Regions from separate parts of the Homo sapiens genome. Here region 2 is linked to region 1. A link is an interaction called in ENCODE POLR2A ChIA-PET data of the cell type or tissue named here. Cell type or tissue: B cell. All regions are shown on one strand. Each heading gives the region's core, and the rest is flanking DNA. Links, peaks and the distances in the headings are about the cores only.

Region 1 (2,916 bases), core at 222-2,721:
TCACAACCACATGAATCTACTTAACGCTACAGAATTAATTATACACTTAAAAATAGGACGGTAAATTTGATTTTTTTTAACCACAATTAAAAATAAAAAAGAAAAGGCAAATACTTCTTCACTCAAAAGTCATACAGAAACAGGCAGTGGGTTCTGTGGACTGACTGCAGTTTGCCAAGCTCTGCCCCATGAGTGGCCTGTGTGAGGGCAAAAAAGACGGTCCAAGTCAATATTTCTCAAATGTCCCTCTGAAATACCTCTAACAACACAAAAGGGAGACCGCAGACTCCAACAGGGGGCTGCCTACAAGTCTATACAACTCTTTTAAATACGCTTTTAAATGAACATTTAAGAATCTTAGTCCATAACACGTTATTTTAATGTAAAATTGGCATTCAGTGGAAACATCAGTAAAAACTGACACTTGTTCCAGCCCAGAGAAGGTGAGTGATTTAGTCAAGGTCCCATAGTTAGAACAAGTCAGGTATGGGACTGGATTCCCAAATTCCTGATTCCAAATGTACACATTCCACCAGAGTGGGCTGTCTTACCATCAGGCTTTGGCTGTTCATTCCCAGCCCTACCTCCTAGCCCCCCAGTATTGAAGCAGTCTTCGAAGGTAGTGATGGCAAACCCTTTTGAGCTTCTATCAGAAATTCAGCAATTCATAAGCTTCGAACATTATTTATTCCGCTTGGTTTACTGTAAATTTTAGTTTGGTTTATTGTAAAACTAATTTTCTTCTCCCGCTCTGTTTTCTCATCCATCTGTAATTTTTTTCTTTACTTTTGATAGCATCCCATTCTGTTATACGTTGTAGGATGTTGAAGTGTAGAAGTGGGAGTGTGTCAGTCCTAAGCAGAGGTTTTAAGAAGCATCACGTTTCCACTCACCCCCACTTGAGCTCCAACTCTCCTTGAGAACCACGTCTGAAGTGGTGTCTGTTCCTTTAGCCTGGTCCTAGAAATGAGAAGCCGACATGCATTCAGCCTGCAGACTGGAGCCAAGCCCAGCCAAGCCCAGCCAACCTAGACTCACTTGTTGCCATAAGCTACTAAGTTTTGGAGTTGTTTGTTACGTGATATTATCCCAGCAGAAGCTGACTAAAACACCCCTTCTTTTGGAACCAGGCTTTGATGAATATTATTATTTTTTGAGACTTAGCCCTCTTCCATTCTTCATACTGCCTCTCCCTGACCCTGCCTGTGTACCTTCCAGAACATCACTATCTCTCATTCCTCAAACACACAGATTTTGCGTATCATCTCTGGTGGAATCTCAGCTGTTCTTTTTAAAGCTGAGAGAGTCTCACTTGTTTCTTGGCCAGCCAAAATATATGACCCTGGGCTCTGTCACTTGCTATAAAGGGCTCCTAAAGAACTCTTACTTGAAATCTTCTCAGTCCTAACTCCTCGCTGTTTTAAAACAAAAGCATAGAAAGCGGAGTGTGGATCATGCAATAGCAGATACCACATCTTTTGGCTGCTTTTTTTTTTTTTTTTTTTTTTTCTTGAGACAGGGTCTCGCTCTGTTGCCCAGGCTGGAATGCAGTGGTGTGACCACGGCTCACTGCAGCCTAGACCTCCTGAGCTCTGGTGATCCTCCCACCTCAGCTTCCTGAGTAGCTGGGGTAGTTGGGGTCACAGACATGCACCACCATGCCTGGCTGATTTTTGTATTTTTTTGTAGAGAGATGGAGTTTCGCCATGTTGCCCAGGCGGGTCTTGAACTCCTGGGTTCAAGTGATTCGCCTGCTGCGGCCTCCCAAAATGCTGGGATTATAGGCATGAGCCACCTCCCCTGGCCTTGGCTGCTTTTTGATAGTGGGAAGGAAAGCATGGAAAACAAATAGCAGCTTTCTCTTAGAATGCAAAGAACAGAAGCTGCCGACACCTGAAAATAAAAGCTATGCCCTGTGCTTTGAGGAAGACCAGAGTCAGCTCTGAATCACCCATGCATGTGAGGAGCTGAGAGTAGTCGTGTGGACAATCCAAAATACCAGAGAAACTTATCAGGATTTCATATGGGCTGGGAAACCCTAAAGCTGCCCAAAAGTGTGTCAGAAGTGTTTTAGATGAGGTATTTCTTCAAAACAATAAAACTGGTTGACAAAAACATGCTCCCTTACATGTTAGGATTCTACAAAGATTTATTGTGCAAAAATAAAAGCATAAAAATCACTGAATTAAAATGTTTGGCTTTGAATATACTTTTTTTAAAAAACAGACTTCATATACTTCATATGTTTGTGTATGTATTTTTTATTTTTTTAAGAAACAGGGTTGAACAGGTGCGCTGGCTCACACATGTAATCCCAGCACTTTGGGAGGCCGAGGTGGGCAGATCACGAGGTCAGGGGTTCGAGACCAGCCTGACCAACATGGTGAAACCCCGTCTCTACTAAAAATACAAAAATTAGCCAGGCATGGTGGTGCGTGTCTGTAATCCGAGCTACTCAGGAGGCTGAGGCAGGAGAATTGCTTGAACCCGGGAGGTGGAGGTTGCAGTGAGCAGAGATCGCACCATTGTGCTCCAGCCTGGGTGACAGAGTGAGATTCTGTCTCAAAAAAAAAAAAAAAAAAAAAAGAGAAAAAGAAACAGGGTCTCACTTTGTTGCCCAGGCTGGAGTGTGAACTCTTGGGCTCAAGCGATCCTCCTGCCTTGGCCTCCTGAGTAGCTGGTATTATAGGTGAGAGTAGTATCACCACACCTGGCCCCTAGACTATTTTTCACTATTTTTTTTAAGTGATTTATTTTTTTAAATTTTTTTGAGACACAATTTCACTCTGTCACCCAGGCTGGAGTGCAGTGGCTTGATCTTGGCTCACTGCAAACTCCACATCCCAGGTTCAAGCAATTCTCGTGCCTCAGCCTCCTGAGTAGCTGGAATTACAGGCATCTGCCACCATACCTGGC
Region 2 (2,916 bases), core at 59-2,558, 190 kb before region 1:
CTATTCCCATTTCAAAGTAGATTTAGTTGGTTGTGGAGAAAGCCTATTTACCACGGAATCCTTCATTCTAATTTTTTTTTTTTCTTTTAAGGCAAGAGAGGTTTAGAGCAAAGTCTAACAAAAAGATTAATACTACCAGATTACATATTGCAACTATTCCTTAAATACCACTATAAGTATTTATATAGAAGCAGTCAGTTTGACAAGGAATTCTCAAGACTCAAGTATGTCTCATACTCTGCATTCCCTTTCTCCATCTTTCAAAGGAGTTTAGTTTTCTGCTTTCTTCCACAGAGACAAGTTAAAATGATGTACCTGAATCGTATTTCAGAATTGTTAATGGCATTGAAGTTGTACACCTCTTGCATTCGCTTTATGTGCCCCAATGGAAGAGGTGCCTAAGAGCAAAATAAAGAAGTATACCGTATCATTTCAACAGGATTCCTTGGAAGAAAGGAGCTGGAGAGAAATGCATAGCCAGATTAAAATCCTAAATATTTTATAATATAGAAATAAGTCAGATAAAAATAAAAGAAACAAATTGCACACTAAGTAAATTCTGTGCAAACTTATTCCAGATGAGGATATTCTACTGGGAGCACAGGGATAATTTACTTTGTGAAGTATTCAGCATTAAATGAGAATTGCTCTTCTTAGACTTTTTAGCATGTATAAATATTATCTTTCAGACTTTTCCTAGAGTTTTTCTAGTTATTCTCTATAACTTATATATCTTAAATGCAATTCCATTCTCCAGATGAAATCATAGTTCCTTAATTTTTGCCTGATTCCCCCTAGCTTTATCTTTGTATATTTCCTCTGAAATCCCTGTTAAATTATCTGCATACCTACATAATAGCAGTTCTTAAATGTTTGTATTATAGATCTCTTTGGGAATCTGATGAATAATGTGGACTCTTTCCCTAGGGGGAAAATACACTTACTACATGAATACAAACTTCTGTATACAATTTCAGGGGGTTTATAAGCATCCTATCCCTACCTTAACTCACCCTAAAAGGGAGGACAAGTTTGGGTGAAGGAAAGAAAAAAGATGAGTTCAGTTTGGACAAGCAGAGAGTTTGTAGTGCCTGTGAGAGGCAGAGGTGCCTCTAGGTAGATGATAACTCTCCCCTCCAACCACGACCTCCTTACCTTACAGGACTCCACACTCACTAACCAATCTCTGCTTTCATGAACTACTAATCCTGTCGCTAATAATTTAGTCCATTAGCCCCTTATGGACACATGCAACTCCAAGTCTACCCTGGTAGACCAACTGGTTAAGGTCATCTCCAAGGCTCCCTGACTTGCCCTAAGTTTTGCTATACCCATTCCAGAATCACCCTACCATGTTCTCTCTCTCTGTGGCCCTAGACCACCCACCAGTGGTAGAGCAATTTATGAAACCATGATGACCCGATGCACTAAAAATAGATTCTCTCTTTGATGGGTCCTTTGTTGCGTCAAAATCCTATTCCTAATTTTTGCATCAATTCCACAGAAAATTCCGCTCCAAATCTTCTTTCTTCTCAAGGTCCTTAGACTGAAGACTTCCCTTTCATGGAAGTCTTTAAAATCCAGTCATTGGTTTATCTCAAAATGCAGCAACTCCTTTCGGTTTCATCTATTCTTTCAATTGCCTAGATTCGAAACCTTAAAATCTGCTTGGATTCTTTACTGTCAACCCCTATAGCCAGTCAGTCACAGAGCTCTGTGCTTTCACCCTGTGTAAACTCTTTCTCACGTCCTGTTCTCTCCTCTCCCCGCAACTTACTCCCTCAAGTCCGGTACTCCTGCCAGTCTCCCAACTAGTAACTTCACCACCATGCAACCTTCATGGCCCCAGATTAGTTTTCTACAACCCAGCATTTCATCCCGACTCTTCTGCTGGATTTTTAAAATCTTTTCCTACTGATCAGTGTAAGATCTAAAATTTCTTAGCTTAGCATTGAGAGTCATCACATCTGGTCCTACCAGCTTTTCTAGTGTTACCTTCACTGACTTCCTTACCCAGTGCTACTGTTTACTCCAGCAATGCTGCAGACGAATTCCAGCCCTTGCTGCTCCCTCCACCTTCAATTTCTACCTCCCTGCTAGCCCTGGGGGTGCAAAGCAAGTCTCCTCCAAAATTCCCTCTCTGATGCCCCCAGTTGGAAGAGTCTTTCACTAATTAAGTTTTTCCAAATGATACCTAAAGTATGCCTCCTTTTATTGCTAATGTTTTTAAAAAAATTTTTTTATGAGATGGAGTTTCACTCTGTTGCTCAGGCTGGAGTACAGGGGTGTGATCTCGGCTCACTGCAACCTCCGCCTCCCAGTCCAAGTGATTCTCCTGCCTCAGCCTCCTGAGTAGCTGGGATTACAGGCACCTGCCACCATGCCCGGCTAATTTTTATATTTTTAGTAGAGACGAGATTTCATCATGTTGGCCAGGCTGGTCTCGAACTCCTGACTTCAAGTGATCTGCTTGCCTCGGCCTCCCAAAGTGCTGGGATTACAGATGTGAGCCACCGTGCCTGGCTTATTGCTAAATTTTGCATGTGTTCCCCTTCCTACTAGATTATACGCTATTTGAAGATAAGGTATATCCTTTCTTACATATTTTCATATTTAGCACAATATAAAACACAGTAAGCATTCAATGCTTTTTTAAAGAAATGAATAAATTTTATAAATGATTTTTTCCCCATTAGTTTCCACATTAATAATCTTTTGCCAAGTTGGGTAGAACATAAATGCTGTGCCTTTCTGTCCATTTTAATTTCTAAGATTTTGAGCTAGTACTTACCCTCTGGAGCGTCTGTGCTAAAAACTCATTCAATTGATGAGAAGAGAGATCCTTCAGGTCTGTGGCATTGAATGAATTTAAATCATCTTCTTTGGCCTGAAATAAATGTTACCTAGTTATTTTTG

The links. ChIA-PET counts read pairs that join two places held together with the same protein. Peaks named below come from ENCODE experiments on the same cell type or tissue, not always from the same donor. Only the 100,000 strongest peaks of a DNase experiment are listed, where the experiment ranks them.
Region 2: POLR2A ChIA-PET joins it to region 1 with 10 read pairs; 2 of 35 experiments call an interaction of 5 or more read pairs at or near these places.

The regions. Positions count from the first base shown.
Region 1 is chr12:96,189,007-96,191,922 of GRCh38, forward strand. No RefSeq gene overlaps it. Among named protein-coding and RNA genes, the nearest start is that of ELK3, 3.9 kb to the right of the region's middle. In B cell, for the core only: no CTCF peak of the experiment used is centred there; DNase peaks (open chromatin) are centred at 1,655 and 1,905; H3K4me3 peaks cover 1,127 bases; H3K27ac peaks cover 855 bases.
Region 2 is chr12:96,003,523-96,006,438 of GRCh38, forward strand. LTA4H (leukotriene A4 hydrolase) reads right to left here. Exons shown (of 19, transcript NM_000895.3): 16 at 2,792-2,887; 17 at 316-398. The region is part of intron 3 of LOC102723340 (a long non-coding RNA gene); the gene reads left to right. Among named protein-coding and RNA genes, the nearest start is that of HAL, 8.6 kb to the left of the region's middle. In B cell, for the core only: no CTCF peak of the experiment used is centred there; no DNase peak of the experiment used is centred there.